Linked DNA regions of Homo sapiens: regions 2, 3, 4, 5, 6 and 7 are each linked to region 1. Evidence: chromatin contacts called from ENCODE Hi-C or POLR2A ChIA-PET data. All regions are on one chromosome and are shown on one strand. Each heading gives the region's core, a stretch centred on a gene start or an enhancer-like site at or near the end of the contact. The rest is flanking DNA. Distances are from core to core; before and after follow the strand shown.

Region 1 (2,700 bases), core at 1-2,500:
GAGAAATTGAAATTGCCCACCTCTTTCCTGGAAAACTCATGAATAATCCACCCTTGTTTAGCACATCATCAAGCAATAAATACAAGTATCCCTAGTCCAGCAGCCCAAGCTGCTGCTCTAACAATGGAGTACCCATTGTTTCTTTACTTTCTTAATACACTTGCTTTGGCTTTGCACTGTGCTCTCCCATGGATTTTTTCTTGCGTGAGCTCTAAGAACTCTCTCTTGGGGTCGGATCCGGACCCCTTTCTGGTAACAGAAGCACTGCTTCACGAAGATCATGCAGGTCAGTACTTAATAAGTACAAAAAAGTCTATAGCGACACTATTTATAATTTTAAAAATGATTGAAGTCAATTAACATTTAAGTGTTAAAAAGAAAGTAAACAACCCAAATATACACAAACAGTAGACTGCTCTGGCTTGCATACAGAGAGGTCCATTGCCCTTTTGGGTGGGCCTAAGAAGCACTTCTGGGGAGAGGGGGCGTCAGGCTGTGATGGCTGCGGGAGGAGTGACTCCTCCCAGGATGAGGGTCTCCATCCTCCCAGTGCTCACTCAAGTTCAGTATTTCCAAGTCCTTCCAGGGGCGTAACGCACGTCAGAACGGCCATTAGTGTCACAGATACGTGTCCCCTTGCATTTCCAGGAAATGCCCTTGGTTGGCGAACTACAGTCGTGACAGTCGGGCCACAGGGCGTTTTGTGAGTTATCGTCTTGGGCAAATGAGTGCCAAAAAAAAAAAAAAAAAAAGACCTGAAGGTGAACAGCATAGCGGCAGGGTTTGGGATGAGAGGAGCCCCTTTGCTAGCAACGGCGAGCACTTGCGCGGTACCAGCAAGGGCTGCCCATGTCTCGGAGGGAAACGTTTGTGTGAGCGCAGGAATGACCCGGAAGACCTTGGCACGGCTGCAGTTTTCTGGGAAATGTAATTTCTTGGTCCGGGCGCCATGGCCCTTATAAGTAGAGGGTGTCCCTTGGTTTCGAGTTGTATCGTTCACCAGAGGACGACTGTGTGCCCCAGGACAATTTGCGCATGGTCCTAGCTGGCCGGCTCTAGGTCGACGGCCCCAGGCGGTTAAGCTACTTACAAAGCCGTGACCGGTTTGCCCGCGGCGCACCAGGTCCGCGCAGCCGCAGAGACCCTTGGGAAGTGTGGTCTTCGGGTGCCGGCGGTTCGCGGCTTCCGGGACATTTGTACCGCAGGGGGAGGATTCTGGGAAATGTGGTTCGCCGTGGGCGGTGCACTGGGTCAGTCCCGCGATAGCTTCAGGCCTGGCGGCGGCTTCCAAGCTAAGGAACGGTTTGGGGCAGTGTCGTTCCCGGAGGTCGGCCGCCGTTACCCGCTCACCAGCTACGCGGCGCGTCAGGTCCGCGGAGGCGCGGGCTCGGGGCGCCTGCGGGACGGTGAGGCCCTGCTGAGGACTCCGGCAAGTGTGGGTCGCGGCGACGGCGGGGCTAAGGCCCTGGGTCCGCGCGCGGTTTGACCACGGCCGGGGCCTTGGGCATTTCCTGGCCTTCCTGTTGAGCCGTGTAAACGCGGGGTGATGACGGCGCCGACCTCTTGGCACTGTTGTGAGAGCGAAGTGGGCGCGAGAGCAGACGCCAGCTACAGTTTTTTTTGGGTTATGTCGTCATGAAGCCGGCGCTTTCAGTTGTGCAACCTTGAACAAATGGGTTCAGTATCTCGGAATTTCAGTTTTGTCTTCATTTTAAAAAATAAATCTGGTTTAGAACTCGACCTCAAGCGATCCGCCCGCCTCCGCCTTCCGAAGTGCTGGGATTAAAGGCGTAAGCCACCGCACCAGCCTAACGAACATGGCGAAACGCCGTCTCTACTAAAAATACAAAAAAAAATTAGCTGGGCGTGGTGGCACGTGTCTATAATCCCAGCTATTCGAGAGGTTGAGGTAGGAGAATCGCTTCAACCCGGGAGGCAGAGGTTGCAGTGAGTCGAGGTCGCTCCATTGCACTCCAGCCTGGAGACAGAACGAGACTCCGTCTCAAAAAAAAAAAAAAAAAAATCTGGAATAATATGAATGCACACCTTGCAAAGTGGTGAAGACTGAACGAGCTGATAAAGTTGTTACCGTTGTTTTATGAGTCTTTTGTATACAGAATAATTGATTTTCCCCGCAGGTGGCACCTGGTAAATAGCCCTTGCGGAGAAACACCCTGTTCCTTCCCAGGGAGAGATTGACGCTCCGGCGAGTGATTACCAGTGTGCTTTTCCATTAAGGTGTGTGACAGGTGCCGCAAGATAAGCCCGATTTTTCATGACTGCTTTTTCCTGCCTTTCTGTGCCCTCAGGACACTGCCCATCTCTAAGATAAGAACCTGGAAAGGGGACTCTGTTGGCCATTGGAAATTGCAGAATAATGTCTCAGGTAAGTCGGTGTGTCCCCAAATCTTCCTGAAACACTTTATTAGGCCTCTGTGTGTTTGCTTTGCTTCTCCTGCCTGTTCCCACCTAATCAAGTCCATTTAAGGGACTAGATCTATGGTTCCTTTCACTATAGGAAGAATGGAGCCCACAGGAGAGCTCCAAGGTATTGTCCTCATCACCCAGTGTTCCTCTTTTCTACAGTTTTCTGCTAGAAGACTTTCTAGATTGCCAACATTTTAAAACTGTAATTCACAATGCAACTTTGGAATGTAAGGTTATTCGGTTTATGGTTGTCAAAACTGTACCATGTGGTCT
Region 2 (2,700 bases), core at 191-2,690, 970 kb after region 1:
AGGCAGACAAAAATTCTTCCTTTATGATAATTCTTTTCTGTTGAGGGAGGCAAAAAGAGGTAAACATAATGTAAAAGAACAGATATAGCCGGGCACGGTGGCTCACGCCTGTAATCCCAGCACTTTGGAAGGCCAAGGCGGGCAGATCACCTGAGGTCAAAAGTTCAAGACCAGCCTGACCAACATGGACAAACCGCATCTCTACTAAAAATACAAAATTAGCCAGGTGTGGTGGCGCATGCCTGTAATCCCAGCTACTGGGGAGGCTGAGGCAGAAGAATCGCTCTAGCTCGGGAGGTGGAGGTTGCAGTGAGCCAAGATCACACCACTGCACTCCAGCCTGGGCAACAAGAGCAAAACTCTGTCTGAAAAAAAAAAAAAAAAAAAAAAAAAAAAAGCCAAATTGGCCAGGTAGGGCAGCTCACGCCTGTAATCCCAGCATTTTGGGAGGCCGAGGTGGGCAGATCACCTGAGGTCAGGAGTTCAAGACCAACCTGACCAACATGGTGAAATCCCATCTCTACCAAAAATACCAAAATTAGCCGGGAGTGGTGGCGTGCGCTTGTAATCGCACCTACTCGGGAGGCTGAGGCAGGAGAATCGCTTGAACCGAGTAGACGCAGGTTGCAGTGAGCCAAGTTCGTGCCACTGCACTCCAGCCTGGGCGACAGAGTGAGACTCCGTCTCTCTCTCTATATATATATTTTAAGGGTAGGGATTTTTGTGTTTTGTGCAGCGTGCTTTCTCAACCCGTAAAGTGCCTGATGGCTGGATACGGTGGGTCACGCCGGTAATCCTAACGCTTTGGAAGGCCGAGGCGGGAGGATCGCTTAGAGACCAGGAGTTCGAGTCCAGCCTGGGTAACACAGCAAGACCCCATCTCTATAAAATGCATATATATATCCAGGAGTAGCGGTGCGCATCTGTAATCCCAGCTACTCGGGAGGATGAGGCGGGAGAATCGCTTGAACCCAGGAGGCGGAGGTTGCAGTGAGCTGAGATCGCGCTACTGCACTCCAGCCTGGGCCATAGAGTAAGACCCTGTCTCAAAAATTTAAAAAAAAGAAAAAAAAAATTTAAAGAAAAGAAATACCTGACACAGAAAAAGCGTTCAATAAATATTTCTTGCATGAATAAAAGTACTTTCGCTGGGACATTTTTCTCCACACCTACCCTCCAGCCAGCCCCGGGATCTATAACACTCTCTCCGAGTGAAGACACAGAGGTGATGAGATCGGGTAACCCACGGGCGCCCGAGCCCCAGCCGCGCAAGCTCACGATTGGGCCAGAAGTGAGGATGAACAAGCATTTAGCCCAATAGAAAGTCGTAGTTCTCTTGCTGGGCGTGGCTTGAATGACTTCAGTGGCCTCCTCCTGGGAGGGAGCTGAAGCCGCTCGCAAGACTCCCGTAGTCCCCACCTCTCTCAGCTTCCGGCTGGTAGTAGTTCCGCTTCCTGTCCGACTGTGGTGTCTTTGCTGAGGGTCACATTGAGCTGCAGGTTGAATCCGGGGTGCCTTTAGGTGAGTGTGGAGGGTTCTGTAACCTGGGACCCCAGTCTAGCGGGCTGAGGAGCCGGACCCCAGCTTCCCTGAGAACGGGTTGAGGCTTCCGGCTGGCGGCGTCCGGCCTCCCTGGACCCCGGGGCCCTGTTCTGTTCATCGTAAGAGCTAACAATGATACGGTTCTTCCTTGATGCCAGGCAACATCCCAAACAACTTTAATTAATTTATTTAACTCTCCCACCAGCCCTATGAGATAGGGCCTGCGATTATCCCCTTTTGTCAGTAAACAGGCTCAGAGATACCAAGCGACCTAGCTGAACCTACACAGCGACCAGGATTTGGCCCAGGAGTTTGTCCTCCAGGGCTCTTCATGGCTAATTCACAGGCGTGGCCTCTCGCGGCTTGCCTGGGCCGCAGCCTGGCTCCCGGGTGTCCAGTCCATCCTCCCTTTTGGACGTTGGAGGGGCCGCAGCGTCATCTCCGATGCACCCTCATCCTCAGATACCGGGTAGAGATCTCGCCGGTAACGATCCTTCCTACTGCGTCTGTGCCCCAGCAGCTGGTGTTTTACACCCCACTTCCCCACCGAAAGACTGTTTTAGTGCTCCAGACCCCCACCACCACCTTGCGTCGCTTGAATTTGACACTGCTCTGCAAGTCTCTGTATAGCCCCACGACTCCTAGGATTCCCTGGAATATAGATACTTTTCTCTCAGGCTCCCGACGAACACTGTCACTTCTTCAGAGACATTATATTAAAGGTGTTTAACCCTGGGTCCGCAGAGTTGGTAGAATTCAAGGAATGCTAGTACTTGAATTGGGGTGGGGGGTGGAATTGCATCTGTGTTTTTACTAACCTTTTGAGGCAGCAACCTCGGTAGTACTAGCAGCAGCGGTGATTTTGTTAGCAATGAAAATCATAGACATTCCTTTTTTTTGTTTTTCTCCTTTTTTGAGACAGGGTCACTGTGTCACCCAGGCTGGCGTGCAGTGGAGAAATCTTGGCTCACTGCAACCTCTGCTTCCCTGTGCAAGCGATCCTGCCTCAGTAGCTGGGACCACAGGCACGCGCCACCACACCTGGCTAATTTTAATTTTTTTTTTTTTTTTTGAGACAAGATCTTGCTGTATCGCCCAGGCTGGAGTACAATGGCACAATCTCGGCTCACTGCAACCTCCGCCTCTTGGGTTCAAGTG
Region 3 (2,700 bases), core at 54-2,553, 880 kb before region 1:
TCCCTGGAGCCAGGCGGGGGCGCAGTGCCGGCCAGTCGCGCGCTCCGTTTCCTAGGAGCCGGGAAATGGTCGCCGAGGAGGAGGAGGAGGCACGGGCGGGGCGCAAAGGAAACAGGAGGAAGAGGAAGGGGAGGAGGAGTGGGAGTGGGAGAAAAGGAGGAAGGGGCGGCCGAAGCGGAGACTGGGGAGGGGCGTCCGGGGCGCGGACCTCGGCCGCGGGGAGTCTTGGCTGCCGCCGTCTCCATCGCGCCGCGCGCGTAAAGGAAATGGCGCGTCTAGCCGCGAGCGGTCGGCCCGGTGCCCCAGCGCGTCCCTCCCCCGCGGCGGCCGACCGCGTGTCCGCAGACGTCACGGGAGAGGGGCAGCGGGGCAGAGACCCTGGGAGGGCGGCCAGGGAGCGGGGGAGGGGCGGCCTGGCCCCCGGCTCCGCTCCAGCCCCGACCGACTGGCAGCCCAGTTTCTTCCCAAGTCCCGCCCCCAGCCCCGGGCGCCGCGGCGGCGGCTGCTCTCCTCTTTGTAACCGAGGAGTCAAGAAATGTGAGAAACGTGCCCTGTGTTACTTATTTGGGAGCCGAAAATTTATGCCCAGCTGAAAGCGCCCGGGGAAATATTACATCAGATGAAATGACAATGATTAAAATCAGCCTCTCCCCCGCCCCCTCCCCGAGCCCGGAGGAGGCCCGGGCGCCGCGTGGCCGGCCGGCGGGGGGCGGGGGGCTGGGCCGCGGAGGGCGCTGGGGCCTGGGCGCACCGCTCCCGGGAGGGTCCTGGCCGCGGCCCCGGCGGGAAGGCGCGGGCTTCGGGAGAGGCGGGTGGGGATCGCCCGGCGAAAGGAGGGGAAACGGCGCGTTTTTGTCGCCAGGCGCGGGCGCGCGGAGCTAATTGCGACTCTAATCCTCTGCCCCGCGGCGCAGCCGAGCCCCGAGCCAGGAGTCGCCGCGCGCGCCCGTTCGCGCTGGGTAATTTGGGGCCGGATCGCTGCCCTTTACGTCCGGGCTGGGCCGCGGCGAGGCGCTGGCTAGGGGCTGGAGTGGGGGGCTGGTTTTCTCTCCAGCAATCGAGGGAGGCCGCCGGAGAGAGAGGAGGGAGGAGAGGAGGTGGGAGCGGCGGGAGGGCAGCCGGAGAGCGGCGCGAGGAGGAGGCGGCGGCGGCGGAGGCGGCGGCCGCGAAGAGGGGAGGAGGCGAGGGGAGGGTGGGGAGGGGAGGCCCCGGCGCGCCGCGCCGCGAGGGGCCGCGTGAAGCGGGGGCCGGGGCGGGAGGGGTGGGTGGGGGGAGGGTTGGGGGCGAGAGAGAAAGTAACTCCAGGACGAGACCGGAGCGACCCGCGCAGCGAGCATAGGCGGCGAAGCTGCGCCCGGCGCCCGAGACCGGCAGCTGCGTGGGGCGGGGGCTGCGCCCGAGCCCGATCTGCCGGCTCCGAGGTAAGCTCAGCGCGGGCGGCCACCGCTCAGAGCCGCGCAACCCTGCCCCGAAGTGGCTGCGATACCGAGAAAGTCGCCCGGCCAGGGTCTGGACCTGGGCGGGGGCGGCCGCTTTGTCCCTCTGCTGGGCGGCGGGGGCTGGCGGCGCGGGGGTGCCCAGCACAAAGGCCTGGTGCAAGAGTGGGGTTGCCCACGTGGGCTGGTCCTGGCCGCGGGTGGACCCTCCCCACGCGGGCGGTCTCGGAGCTTCCTGCCGCGCGGTGTGTGTGTGTGTGTGTGTGTGTGTGTGTGTGTGTGCGCGCGCGCGCGCGCGCGCTTGTGGAGGTCCCCGCACTCTGGCCCCTGTTCTGGGCCGAGCGCCCTGCAGAGCTGGCGAGTTTCCGGGGTCAGAAACGGGCTCACGCAACTGGGGCTTCGGGATGCACAAGTCCCGGCTTGGCGCCCAAAATCAGAGAAAGTCTCCAGTGGGACAGATGTGCGTCCTCTGACGCCCACCCCACGAGTCCGAAACCTGGCAGGAGGGGCTGTCGCGCTGGTGGTGGTCCCGGGCGCGCAGGGTTTGGGGCTGGGAGAGGGGCCGCGATGGGAGGGATCGCCGCCTGCAGATCCGGTTCCCCGCTGCCCGCCCGCACCCCCTGACCTGGACGCGCGCACCCGGCACACACTCGCAAACACACCCGGGGGCGGACCCCCGCCTCTGCAGCGCCTTTCTGTCTTCCGGCGGCCCCCACCCGCGACTGCAGAAAGATAAGCTTCAAGTTTTCGCTCCGTATCTCAAATGTGCATGAAGGAATTTAACTGCACGAGTGAATAACAGCATTAGTTTCAATTAATTTTTTTTTAATCCCGGCAACAATAAACTTTGAGAACAAAAGCGCTTTTACGTCCTTAATTAGGCGAGCTTCCCATCTGTGGTCTCCAAGTGTCTGCCTCTTGATTTAACTTTGTCCCCGCCCCGCCTCCGCGGCAACCCCTCCCAGCCCAGCCCCGCGCTTCGGGTGCCGCGGCCACCCCGCCCCGCGGCGCCTCCAGCCTTGGCCCAAGCCCTCTCCCGTCGCCCCTAAGTTCACACCGGCCGGCTGGCTCCGCGGCGGAGGCGGGAGGGGGGGGGTGGGGAGGCTGGCGCGCACCAGGTGGCCCGCCTGCCTCTCCGGGGCCACCCCTGGGACAATTGTGCAGGCCCCCAGGACTTTCGCCCCGGGCCAGCGCCCTGAGTGCGGAGCCGAGGGGAGCTCGAGAGGCGCCTTCTGTTTACCTTTTATGGTTAAAATAACAGCTT
Region 4 (2,700 bases), core at 151-2,650, 590 kb after region 1:
CCGGGGACCTCCCCTATGATGGGCGGCTACTGGAGGAGGCTGTGAGGAAGAAGGGGTCGGAGGAGAGGAGGAGACCCCACAAGGAGGAGGAGGAAGAGGCCTACTACCCGCCCGCGCCGCCCCCGTACTCGGAGACCGACTCGCAGGCGTCCCGAGAGCGCAGGCTCAAGAAGGTGAGGGCCGCCCTCCCTGGCGTCCAGACCGTCCCTGGGCCCCCAGCCGGTCCCCGCGGCTCATACCCTTCTTTCTTTCTCCCTTGCAGAACTTGGCCCTGAGTCGGGAAAGTTTAGTCGTCTGATCTGACGTTTTCTACGTAGCTTTTGTATTTTTTTTTTTAATTTGAAGGAACACTGATGAAGCCCTGCCATACCCCTCCCGAGTCTAATAAAACGTATAATCACAAGCTCTGGAGAGAACCATTTGTTCGGCCGCGCGGGGCGGGGGACCGGGGCTGCTCCCGTATGCGTCTGTAAAGCGCCGCGTCCCGGGGGCACCGGAGTCCGGGGCCGGGAGGAAGAGACCCAGCCTGGCCCGGCCCGCGCCCGCGCCGCCGGCCGGAGAACGTGCCCCGCGCAGCCGCCGCCCGCCTGCGTGCGCGCCCCGGCCCCGCCCAGGCGTGCGCATGCGCCCCGGCCCTCCGCCTTCGCGCACCGCAGGCTGGCCGTCCGGGACGCGCGCGCGCTCCTCTCCCCTTCCAGCCCATCCCCCCCAGCCCCCCACCGACCTACTTTACTGTCTCCAAACTCGGGCAGCCCACCTGGCCCCCGACGACCCCAGCCCCTGCACCGGGTACCCCGACGTTCCATCCAGACCCGCGTTTCACCAGGGCGGCGCGCGGCGACCTCGCGCCCCGCGGAGCCCCGGGCTCGCGCGCGCCCGCCCGCCCCCGGAGACAGACCAGCGCGCGCGCCCCGGGCCGCCTCCCCCCAGCGCGCGTCCGCCCCGGGGCTCGCGCCGCCGCCGCCGCCGCCGCCGCGCGCGCGCAGCTCAAGTAAAGGAGGAAAAAAAAAAGGGGGAAAAATAGAAAGCGGCGGCGGCTGCAGCAGCGATCCGCCGCCGGACTGGGCCAAGCCGGGCGGCGGCCGCGCGAGCCGGCGATCCAGGGCACTGGCGGCGGCCAGCCAGGGCGGGCCGTGTTCAAAAAAAAAAGTCGCGGCGGCGGCGGCTGCTCAGGGAAGGAGGCCTGAGGGCCGCGTGCAGCGGGCGGGCAGCTGGGTGGGCTGGGGGCGGCCGCGCGGCGTCCCGGAGCCTCGGGCCGCCCGGAGCCGGCGGGCGGGCGGAGGCGGAGGCGGCGGCGGCTGCAGCGGCTGCAGGAGCGGCGGCGGCTGCGGCGGCGGCGGCGGCATCTCCTCCTCACATGACCCCACTGTTTGTCCCCGTGATCAGCGCGAGCGGCTCCCGTATCTCCTCCGTCCCCTCCTGCCGCGCGGCGTGAGCGCCGGGCTCGGGGCCCCCCCGGCCGCCCGCCCCCTCCCCTCCCTCCCTCCCCTCCCCTCCCCTCCCCCCCGGGCCCCGCGCCCCCCCCGCCCCCGCCCCCCCCATGGACATGCTGGACCCGGGTCTGGATCCCGCTGCCTCGGCCACCGCTGCTGCCGCCGCCAGGTAAGATCCCCGGCCCGGCCGTGCCCCCGCGCCCCGGCCCCGGCCCCGGCCCCGCGGCCTGCAGGCCGGGGCCGCCATGATCCCGAGCGGCCGCGGGCCCGGCTCAAAATGGAGGCCGCCGGCGCGGGGGGGACCTGGCGCCTCCCGCCCCCGGCCCCCGGCCTCGGCGGCGCCCCCGGCCTCAGGCGCGGCCGGGTGGGACTGGGGCCCTGCAGCTGGGCGCGGGGGCGGGGGCGCGGGCGCGGGCCGCGCTGACCCTGCTCCCTCCTGTGCCCCTGGCAGCCACGACAAGGGACCCGAGGCGGAGGAGGGCGTCGAGCTGCAGGAAGGTGAGTGCTTGCCGGGCCGGCCGCGCCCGGGGAGGGCTGGGGGCGCTCGGCGCGGCCCTGACCGTGCCCCGACCCTCCTCGGCCCCAGGCGGGGACGGCCCAGGAGCGGAGGAGCAGACAGCGGTGGCCATCACCAGCGTCCAGCAGGCGGCGTTCGGCGACCACAACATCCAGTACCAGTTCCGCACAGAGACAAATGGAGGACAGGTGAGCGGCGGGCCGCGAGGGCGAACGGGCGGGCGGGCGGGCGCGCCGGGAAGGCTCGGACCTGGCCCCAGCGCCGGCCTCGCCGCTCTGCCGCCCCCTGCAGGTGACATACCGCGTAGTCCAGGTGACTGATGGTCAGCTGGACGGCCAGGGCGACACAGCTGGCGCCGTCAGCGTCGTGTCCACCGCTGCCTTCGCGGGGGGGCAGCAGGCTGTGACCCAGGTGGGTGTGGACGGGGCAGCCCAGCGCCCGGGCCCCGCCGCTGCCTCTGTGCCCCCAGGTCCTGCAGCGCCCTTCCCGCTGGTAGGTGCCCTGCCACCCCTGGGTGGGGGGGGGAGGGAGTGGAGAGGGGACACTGGCTCTGCTCTTGGGGAGCCCCGGGGGTGGGGCAGGTGTCGCCCAGCGGATGCTGCCTTCAGGCCTCAGGCTGCATGGGGCCAGATCCCTGTTGTGCACCGTGAAACCTGGGGACAGTGCTCTTGGAATTTTTTTTTCCCGCAAAATGGGAATGATGTGTCTTAAGAGGAAAGTTTCTTAGAGTGCGAAACGGATTTGCTCAGC
Region 5 (2,700 bases), core at 201-2,700, 870 kb after region 1:
TTAGGGGCTGCCTTTTCACTTTTGTGGCTCCAACCTGGCATACAGCAGGTGACTAATACATGCTTAGTGAACAAAAGACAACAGCTCCCATTTTTTTCAATACTTGCTCAGGGCCAGGCCATGGCCAGATGCCTTCTCTGTGAGGAGTGGATGCCATGGTCATGGTGGACCCCTGTACATCCACCTTGGTGCTGTCTCCCTGCATTAACTCCTGCAGGTCCACTTTCCCACAGTCACTGGGATCTTTTGTTTTAATGGAATCACATTGCATCACCCGTTTTCAGGATTGAAAACACTCCTGTGGCCTTTCATGACACTAGGGCTAAAACCCTCAGGTCCTCCCTTCCTGCAGCTCCTTCTACCTCAGACACTGTGCTGAGGGCCCCAGCCGGTCAGATCTTTCTAGTCATCTAGACCCAGGCTCATGGCCACCCCTCAGAGAGGCCCTCCATGCTGGCCCATTCCAAACGCTTGCATTATTCCTAGGAAAGGGATGTACTGGTACAGCATGAGGGTGTTTGTGACCTGTGCCCTTTGGCCAGACCCTGACACAGTGCCTTGGTCATACCCTGCACTTGGTCATACCCTCCAGTCCAGAGACTGGACACAGTAGGGCTACATCAAATATTATAGATGAATGCATGGATGGGCGATAGAGTTAAGAGTCGGGGCCTCAGCTCCTGGAGGTCCTTGCTCTGCCGGACACACTTATCTTTGAAATTCTGACTTCCAGGTCGTCTCTACGGACTTCCTCGGTGATACCCACTCGTCCATCTTCGATGCTAAGGCCGGCATTGCGCTCAATGACAATTTCGTGAAGCTCATTTCATGGTAAGGGGGAAGGAGCTGGAGACTTAGAGGGAGGGGAACTAAGGGGTGGTCGGAAGGAACCCCCTTGAACCTCCCGACCCCTCCTCCACAGGTACGACAACGAATATGGCTACAGTCACCGGGTGGTCGACCTCCTCCGCTACATGTTCAGCCGAGACAAGTGAAACGGGAAGGTCCTTTCTTTCCTTCCCAGGGGCCGGGGCCGGAACATGTGCCTCCCGTTCCAGCATCTGGCTGCCCGGGGGAGGAAGGACACCCGGGGCGGGCGCCCCACGCCGATGGGTCCATGGTGAAATAAAAAACAGTGCTCACGGCTGCGTCCCGTATCTCTGCGCCGGTCAGGGCGGGTTCTGATCCGGGTTTGAGGCCCGCCCCACCCTTACTCGATCGCCTGCGCCCACGGGCGAGGGGTCGCGCTCGACTCCAAGCCGGGTTCCACTTCAGGAGACCGGGACCGCGATGGCAGCGGTAGAGGCCCCGCATGGCCGGAAGTCACTCCCCAAAGCGCTGGGCCGGCAGCGGTGGGACCCAGGGCCGGCCACGGGCTCTCTGACGTCACTGGGCGCGACGCCCCGCGCCGGGACTACTGCTCCCAGAAGGTCGCGCGCGGGCCCCCGCCAGTCAGGTGGGTGCCAGGCCCTGGCCGTGGCGAAAGAGCCGGCGGAGCCGGAGACCCGCTCCCGGAGACGCCGCCTCGCGATCCCCGCGCGGGCGGGACCGGGCGGCCGGCATCATGACCCTGTTTCACTTCGGGAACTGCTTCGCTCTTGCCTACTTCCCCTACTTCATCACCTACAAGTGCAGCGGCCTGTGAGTGCGGGAAGGGCGCGGGGCGGAGAGGGCGCGGGGCCCGGGCCGACCCTCACCTCCCGCTTCTCCAGGTCCGAGTACAACGCCTTCTGGAAATGCGTCCAGGCTGGAGTCACCTACCTCTTTGTCCAACTCTGCAAGGTGAGGGCCACCGGGAAGCCACGTGTTCTGGCCCCCAGGCTCTGCAGACCCAGGGACCCGCCCCCGTTGCCTATCCGCGCCCCCGCCGCCCCACGGTGGGACCGCCCTCGGGACTCCGCACTGGGAGGCGTCAGGATACCTAGAGAGGATGGACTTTAAAGAGGGCACGACCTGAGAAGAGACCTAGAAGCAACTTTTGCGTAGCACTTAGTAAAACTGAGAAAACCTCAGTAGTGTGGTTGGCTAACAGGTTTTTTTTGGTGCGGTTAAGAGTGATCACTGATTCCGTACGTGCTGCTAACACTGCCCAAGGAGCAGCACCTTCAGACCTGACTCAGATGCCCTGTGATCACCCAGAACTCAAACTTCCAGCCCCCTCGGGGACCCGGGGACCTATCCTCTATCTCCCCGATTCCTGTAATTTTGCCACCATCTGGTGGTTCCTCTTCCAGATGGGCCCCCAGAACCTGTCCTGCCCTCTTCCTACCCACGAACTTCCCACAAATCCCACGTGGTTTATCTTGATCCCCTCACCTTGAAGTGACCTCTTTCTGCTTTCTGTTCTCAGATGCTGTTCTTGGCCACTTTCTTTCCCACCTGGGAAGGCGGCATCTATGACTTCATTGGGGTGAGAGGGGCCAGGGAAGGGAAGGGAGTTCAGGAATGGGGCTCCCTGTCCCCCTGTGCTTACTTAAGCCTCAACCTGACCCGCAGGAGTTCATGAAGGCCAGCGTGGATGTGGCAGACCTGATAGGTCTAAACCTTGTCATGTCCCGGAATGCCGGCAAGGGAGAGTACAAGATCATGGTTGCTGCCCTGGGCTGGGCCACTGCTGAGCTTATTATGTCCCGGTGCGTACAGCAGCCTGGAGCCCAGACCCCTGAGAAGGGACACCTGGGTTCCACGGGGGTGCTGGAG
Region 6 (2,700 bases), core at 152-2,651, 540 kb before region 1:
CTCTGAAACATGTGCTGTGTCCACTCAGGGTTAAATGGATTAAGGGCGGTGCAAGATGTACTTTGTTAAACAGATGCTTGAAGGCAGCATGCTCGTTAAGAGTCATCACCATTCCCTAATCTCAAGTACCCAGGGACACACACACTCTGCCTAGGAAAACCAGAGACCTTTGTTCACTTGTTTATCTGCTGACCTTCCCTCCACTATTGTCCTATGACCCTGCCAAATCCCCCTCTGCGAGAAACACCCAAGAATGATCAATAAAAATAAATAAATAAAAAATAAATAAATAAATAAAAAAGAATATATTTTATTGGCTGGGCACGGTGGCTCGCACCTGTAATCTCAGCACTTTGGGAGGCTGAAGCGGGCGGATCACCTGAGGTCAGGAGTTCGAGACCAGCCTGGCCAACATGATGAAACCCCATCTCTGCTAAAAATACAAAATTATCTGGGAGTGGTGGCGTGCGCCTGTAATCCCAGCTACTTGGGAGGCTGAGGCAGGAGAATCGCTTGAACACGGGAGGCGGAGGTTGAGCCGAGATCGCGCCACTGCACTCCAGCCTAGGCAACAAGAGTGAAACTCTGTCTAAAAATATATTTTTTTAAATTTGTTTTGTATCAAGAAAAAAATACGAAAACATAACTTTATTGTAGCAATCTAATGCAGGTGTCTTTTAAAACTATCTTTTATTTCCAGATGGGACTTGGGAATTTCTTTGTTTTATTTTTTAAATACATTATCTTTCACAAACTCGGGGAGGAACAACTGTTTTTTAACCAAAAACTCCTCACCCAGGAACAAGCAAACTGCCTGAGAGCTGCATCTATTTTGCAATAGTGCCCCTGAAGCGCGCACGACGCCGCAGGGTAGGCGTCCCGCTCCTGACTGGACTCGTGGCACGGTCCTAAATTTGCAGAGGGACCCAGGGAGGATCAACCCACTCGACACTGGCAATGTCCCCACCTTCCCTAGCTGCAAACTGAAACCAGCAGCCGAGCCTCCCGCTCTAGAGGCGCGGCGAGGGGCGTGGCCGCGGCTGGGGTGGGGCTAGGGGCCGGGTCGTGCCCCCCGAAACTGGGCCGTGCCCCCCGCCCACCTCACTGCGCCTGCGCCCGAGGGCGCGGGGCAGGCTGGGAAGTAGCGTTAAGGTGGTGGTTGGGTGCTTTGCGGGTCACTTGTTGCGCTGCCCGCACGTTTGTCGCGGCTCCTGGATGCCTCTTTGGCCGCCTCGCCTGTTCCGGCTCTCTTATCTGCCCAGTCTTCCCGGCCCCTGCCCCGGACCCTCCTGCGCGCCCCTCCGGCTGCCTGTGTGCGACCCCAGCAACCGGCCCGGGGTCTCGCCGGCGCCGTCAGGTCATCGTCCACCCGGCTTGTTCTCAGCTTACCGAGAACGCCCCAGCCCCTGCGCTCCTCCTGTCTTACTTGTGTTGAGTCATTTAATCCGCTTTGCAATTGAGACATTGAAACGGAGACGCTCAGGAACGTGCTTCAGGTCACAGATCCAAGATGAGTTAGGGCCTGGAATTGAGTCGGGCTGCCTGCCACCATTCCACCTTGCATGTCACACCTGGACGAATACCCTGTGCTTCACCTAAATTCGCCTAAATTTTCACTATTTCTTTTTATTTTCTTTTCTTTTTTTTTTTTTTTCTTGATACAAGGTCTTGGTAGCCCAGGCTGGAGTATATTGGCGTGACCAGAGCTAGCTCACTGGAGCTTTGAACTCCTGGGGCTCAAGTGATTCTCCCGCCTCAGACTCCCAAATAGCTGAGGCTACAGGCGCAGGCCACTACACCCGGCTAATTATGACATTTTTGTAGAGGGGGCGGTCTCACTATGTTGCACAGGCTGGTCTCCAACTCCTGGGCTCAAAAGATCTCCCACCTCGGCCTCCAAAAGTGCTGGGATTACCGGCGTGAGCCACCGCATCCGGCCTGTTCACTATTTCTTTTTTCTTGACTTTCTTCTTTTTTTTTTTTTTTCGGAGGCAGAGTCTCACTCTGTCGCCCAAGCTGTAATGCAGTGGCGCAATCTCGGCACACTGCAACCTCTGCCTCCCGGATTCGAGTGATCGCCTCAGCTGGGATTACAGGTGCCTGCCACCACGCCTGGCTAATTTTTGTACTTTTAATAGAAACAGAGTTTTGCCATAATGGCCAGACTGGGCTTGAACTCCCGACCTCAAGTGATTCACCCTCCTCGGCCTCCGTAAGTGCTGGGATTACAGGTGTGAGCCACTGCGCCTGGCCTGTACACTATTTCTTAATCCCTGCCAGGGCGGTGTTATCTTTGCAGCTGAGAGTTCTAAGTGACTTGACAAAGGACACTAGCGCAACTTTAATAGCAAAGCCTGGGCCATTTCCACCACCACATGTGTGGCCTGTGTTCTTTCCCACACCTTTTAAAATTTTAAACAGCCTTATTGAAGTGCTGGTGTAAAGCCTGTACATATTTAAAGCATACAGTTTGCCTTTTACATATGTGTGTATACATCCCTGAAACCACCACCACAATCAAGAGAATGAACATAAAAGTTTCCTTCTGCTCATTTATAATCCTTCCTCCCAGTCACAGCCTACCGTATCAGTCCCTCAGATAACAGTGAATCTGCTTTTGGTCACCGTGGATTAGTTTGCGTCCTGTAGAATTATATGTTAAGGAATCATATACTATCTGCTTTTTCTCAGGGTAGAGGA
Region 7 (2,700 bases), core at 97-2,596, 540 kb after region 1:
AATCTCAGTACTTGGGAAGACTGAGGTGGGCATATCACTTGAGGTCAGGAGTTCAAGACCAGCCTGGCCAACATGGCAAAACCCCATCTCTACTAAAAATACAAAAACTAGGCCGGGCACGGTGTCTCACGCCTATAATCCCAGCACTTTGGGAGGCCGAGGCAGGCGGATCACGAGGTCAGGAGATCGAGACCATCCTGGCTAACACAATGAAACTCCACCTCTACTGAAAAAAAAATACGAAAAAAGTTAGCCGGGCGTGGTGGCATGCACCTGTAGTCCCAGCTCCTCGGGAGGCTGAGGCAGGAGAATAGCGTGAACCCGGGAAGAGGAGCTTGCAGTGAGCCAAGATCACACCACTGCACTCCAGCCTGGGCAACAGAGCAAGACTCTGTCTCAAAAAAAAAAATGCAAAAACTAGCTGGGCATCGTAATGCACACCTGTAATCCCAGCTACTGGGGAGGCTGAGACAGGAGAATCACTTGAACCCAGGAGGTGGAGGTTGCAGTGAGCCAAGGTCGCACCACTGCACTCCAGCCTGGGCAACACAGCAAGACTCCATCTCAAAAGAAAAAAAAAAGAAAAGTATTTTAATATCAAAGAAGAAGGAAGAGGGCCAGAAAGAAGAGATAGGGCTGAAAAAAGAAGGCAGGAAACAAGCAGAATGTTTCCAAAGAGTCCCATGAACTATTCAGAAAACAGTTGTTTTGTTTTGTTTTGTTTTGAGACGGAGTCTTGCTCTGTCACCCAGGCAGGAGTGCAGTGGCATGATCTCGGCTCACTGCAACCCCACCTCCTGGGTTCAAGTGATTCTTCTGCCTCAGCCTCCTGAGTAGCTGGGATTATAGGTACACGCCACCATGCCCAGCTAATTTTTGTATTTTTAGTAGAGACGGGGTTTCAACATATTGGCCAGGCTGGTCTCAAACTCCTGACCTCATGATCCACTCACTTTGGCCTCCCAAAGTGCTGGGATTACCGCGCCCGGCCAAGAATTTTGTCTTTAAAGGAGTTGACAGTGGGGTGTGGACCGTGTAGCCGAGACAGCTTGCAGGGTGAGTTAAGAGTCCGCCTGGATTCCATCCCCAGCCCTGCCACACTTTGTCCATGAAGCAAGTGACTGTCCCTTCCCAAGCCTCAGTTTCTGCACTGCAGAATGGGGACCATTGTCCGTGGCATTTCCACAGGTTGGCGTGAGAACCTGTTGAGCCCACGCAGCAAGGTGTGCCTGTTGTCTATGGTAAGGGGCAGACGGCATTGCCTACTTTCCACTCGTAAGATGTCATTGCATGTACCCGGTTCTCACTTGGCAGATGAATCAAAGGGCTATAAATAGCCATGTCTTGGTTTCTCATAAACGCATTAAATATGACTTGGCATCTTGCCCAGGCTTCCTGTCAGGGCAGTGGACGAGGATTGTTTTGCAGAGGTCTGATGAGTGTCAAGGTTATAGTCACGTGCAGGTGCGTGAGGCAGGACTCGAAGTGAGCCCCAGCTGCCCTGGGGAATGAGGGGGTCTTCCCTTCCACCCCCATGCCCTCCTTGGCATAGGTTTACACCAGCCACTGTGGGCCCTGGCAAGCCCCGCCTTGTGGCTCAGGCTGGGCCACTGGCCTCTTTGCTGGCTTTGCCTGGACTCACCCCACTGGTCCAGCTTGCATTTGGTCAGTCTATTCACAGGTGAATTCTGGGAAGACTGGACCCGGCTATGGGAAGAGGGGAGAGGAGGGAAAGGTGGACACATGACTCGTGAGCTTGCTGGGCTGTCCTGGGCCCCTCCCTCCATCTTACTTCATGAAGTTCTCTGAGGCTGACCTCACCCCTGACTCAGGGATGAGGCCCTGGGGGTGGCAGATGTGGACTCTGGAACCCCGCTGCCTAGGTTCAAGTCCCAGCTGCTCCATAGAGGACCTCAGGCTTGTCTATGCTCTCAGTACCTCAATTTCCCCCCTCTGTGAAATGAAGGTAATGCCTCATAGAATCTACCTCATGGGGCTGCTGGAAGGATTCAATGGATGTTGATCATGATCATGATTTCCTGATACTCAGAATAATGCCAGGCACAGATTATCTGCTCTGAAAAACGTTTTGCTATTATTATTTTTCTGCTAGTGATAGTTAAGAGCAAGGACTCTAGACCCAGCCCAGTTGGGTTCAACGCTCAGCTCCACCACTTGCAACCAATGTAACCTTAAACCTGGATATAATCTCTCTGTGTCAGAGGCATGTGAACCAGAACAACTCCATCTTGAATGGGGCTGGGTAAAATGAGGCTGCATTCCCAGATGGTTAGGCATTCTAACTCACAGGATGAGATTGGAGGTCAGCACAAGATACAGGTCATAATGACCTTGCTGATAAAACAGTTTGCAGTAAAGAAGCTGGCCAAAACCCACCAAAACCAGAGTGACCTCTGTTCGTCCTCAATATGACACTCCCATCAGCACCATGACAGTTTACAAATACCATGGCAACATCAGGAAGTTACCCTATATGGTCTAAAAAGGGGAGACATGAATAACCCACCCCTTGTTTAGCGTAACATCAAGAAATAACCATAAAAATGGGCAGCCAGATGCCCTCAGGGCTGCTCTGTCTATTGAGTAGCCATTCTTTATTCGTTTACTTTTTTAATAAACTTGCCTTCATTTTACTCTACGGAATTGCCCTGAATTCTTTCTTGTGCGAGATCCAAGAAC

The links. Hi-C counts contacts between places; a loop is a spot of excess contacts on that map. ChIA-PET counts read pairs that join two places held with the same protein, here RNA polymerase II (POLR2A). Pooled maps may share reads with other maps.
Region 2: a map of sigmoid colon shows a loop between it and region 1 (4-fold over the local background). The contact joins the promoter of COX6B1 here to the promoter of ZNF302 in region 1. A Hi-C loop is called at or near these places in 2 of 168 maps with a recorded cell type or tissue (ascending aorta and sigmoid colon) and 8 of 50 pooled maps. POLR2A ChIA-PET finds 5 or more read pairs at or near these places in 1 of 52 experiments (HEK293).
Region 3: a loop to region 1 is called in a pooled map, with 4 times the contacts of the local background. The contact joins the promoter of KCTD15 here to the promoter of ZNF302 in region 1. A Hi-C loop is called at or near these places in 7 of 50 pooled maps. POLR2A ChIA-PET finds 5 or more read pairs at or near these places in 2 of 52 experiments (activated CD4-positive, alpha-beta T cell and activated naive CD4-positive, alpha-beta T cell).
Region 4: a loop to region 1 is called in a pooled map, with 13 times the contacts of the local background. The contact joins the promoter of USF2 here to the promoter of ZNF302 in region 1. A Hi-C loop is called at or near these places in 13 of 50 pooled maps.
Region 5: a map of ascending aorta shows a loop between it and region 1 (4-fold over the local background). The contact joins the promoter of TMEM147 here to the promoter of ZNF302 in region 1. A Hi-C loop is called at or near these places in 1 of 168 maps with a recorded cell type or tissue (ascending aorta) and 10 of 50 pooled maps.
Region 6: a loop to region 1 is called in a pooled map, with 14 times the contacts of the local background. The contact joins the enhancer-like site here to the promoter of ZNF302 in region 1. A Hi-C loop is called at or near these places in 1 of 37 single-sample maps with no recorded cell type and 9 of 50 pooled maps. POLR2A ChIA-PET finds 5 or more read pairs at or near these places in 3 of 52 experiments (activated CD4-positive, alpha-beta T cell, activated T-cell and activated naive CD8-positive, alpha-beta T cell).
Region 7: a map with no recorded cell type shows a loop between it and region 1 (17-fold over the local background). The contact joins the enhancer-like site here to the promoter of ZNF302 in region 1. A Hi-C loop is called at or near these places in 1 of 37 single-sample maps with no recorded cell type and 7 of 50 pooled maps. POLR2A ChIA-PET finds 5 or more read pairs at or near these places in 1 of 52 experiments (OCI-LY7).

The regions. Positions count from the first base shown.
Region 1 is chr19:34,676,428-34,679,127 of GRCh38, forward strand. ZNF302 (zinc finger protein 302) reads left to right here and starts at 1,251. Exons shown (of 5, transcript NM_001289187.2): 1 at 1,251-1,676; 2 at 2,310-2,386. The coding sequence starts at 2,378. It overlaps SCGB2B2 (secretoglobin family 2B member 2), which reads right to left and starts at 732. Exons shown (of 4, transcript NM_001025591.4): 1 at 1-732. It also overlaps the pseudogene ZNF807P and the pseudogene SCGB1B2P. RefSeq lists enhancers at 223-1,120, 780-879, 930-989, 1,121-2,017 and a silencer at 1,440-1,499.
Region 2 is chr19:35,646,883-35,649,582 of GRCh38, forward strand. COX6B1 (cytochrome c oxidase subunit 6B1) reads left to right here and starts at 1,441. Exons shown (of 4, transcript NM_001863.5): 1 at 1,441-1,521. RefSeq lists enhancers at 1,433-1,492, 1,653-1,702.
Region 3 is chr19:33,795,567-33,798,266 of GRCh38, forward strand. It overlaps KCTD15 (potassium channel tetramerization domain containing 15), which reads left to right and starts at 1,304. Exons shown (of 7, transcript NM_001129994.2): 1 at 1,304-1,421. RefSeq lists a silencer at 1-2.
Region 4 is chr19:35,267,562-35,270,261 of GRCh38, forward strand. USF2 (upstream transcription factor 2, c-fos interacting) reads left to right here and starts at 1,401. Exons shown (of 10, transcript NM_003367.4): 1 at 1,401-1,602; 2 at 1,885-1,931; 3 at 2,020-2,138; 4 at 2,242-2,442. The coding sequence starts at 1,541. It overlaps LSR (lipolysis stimulated lipoprotein receptor), which reads left to right. Exons shown (of 10, transcript NM_205834.4): 9 at 1-173; 10 at 263-403. The coding sequence ends at 298. RefSeq lists silencers at 182-261, 342-411, 512-661, 1,820-2,009, 2,150-2,469.
Region 5 is chr19:35,544,176-35,546,875 of GRCh38, forward strand. It overlaps TMEM147 (transmembrane protein 147), which reads left to right and starts at 1,451. Exons shown (of 7, transcript NM_032635.4): 1 at 1,451-1,641; 2 at 1,713-1,782; 3 at 2,351-2,410; 4 at 2,497-2,633. The coding sequence starts at 1,565. It overlaps GAPDHS (glyceraldehyde-3-phosphate dehydrogenase, spermatogenic), which reads left to right. Exons shown (of 11, transcript NM_014364.5): 10 at 734-831; 11 at 923-1,144. The coding sequence ends at 995. It overlaps TMEM147-AS1 (TMEM147 antisense RNA 1), which reads right to left and starts at 1,854. Exons shown (of 4, transcript NR_038396.1): 1 at 1,762-1,854. RefSeq lists an enhancer at 1,068-1,760 and a silencer at 1,453-2,032.
Region 6 is chr19:34,133,435-34,136,134 of GRCh38, forward strand. No RefSeq gene overlaps it. Among named protein-coding and RNA genes, the nearest start is that of LSM14A, 38 kb to the right of the region's middle. RefSeq lists a silencer at 925-1,334 and an enhancer at 1,318-1,853. Within about 2 kb of position 1,402, at least 38 of the 41 ENCODE cell types and tissues checked have a DNase peak (open chromatin) inside an H3K27ac peak, as active enhancers do.
Region 7 is chr19:35,212,730-35,215,429 of GRCh38, forward strand. The region is part of intron 2 of LOC105372379 (a long non-coding RNA gene); the gene reads left to right. Among named protein-coding and RNA genes, the nearest start is that of FAM187B, 15 kb to the right of the region's middle. RefSeq lists enhancers at 1,008-1,207, 1,248-1,297. Within about 2 kb of position 1,347, at least 25 of the 41 ENCODE cell types and tissues checked have a DNase peak (open chromatin) inside an H3K27ac peak, as active enhancers do; they include OCI-LY7, where a contact is called at or near this core.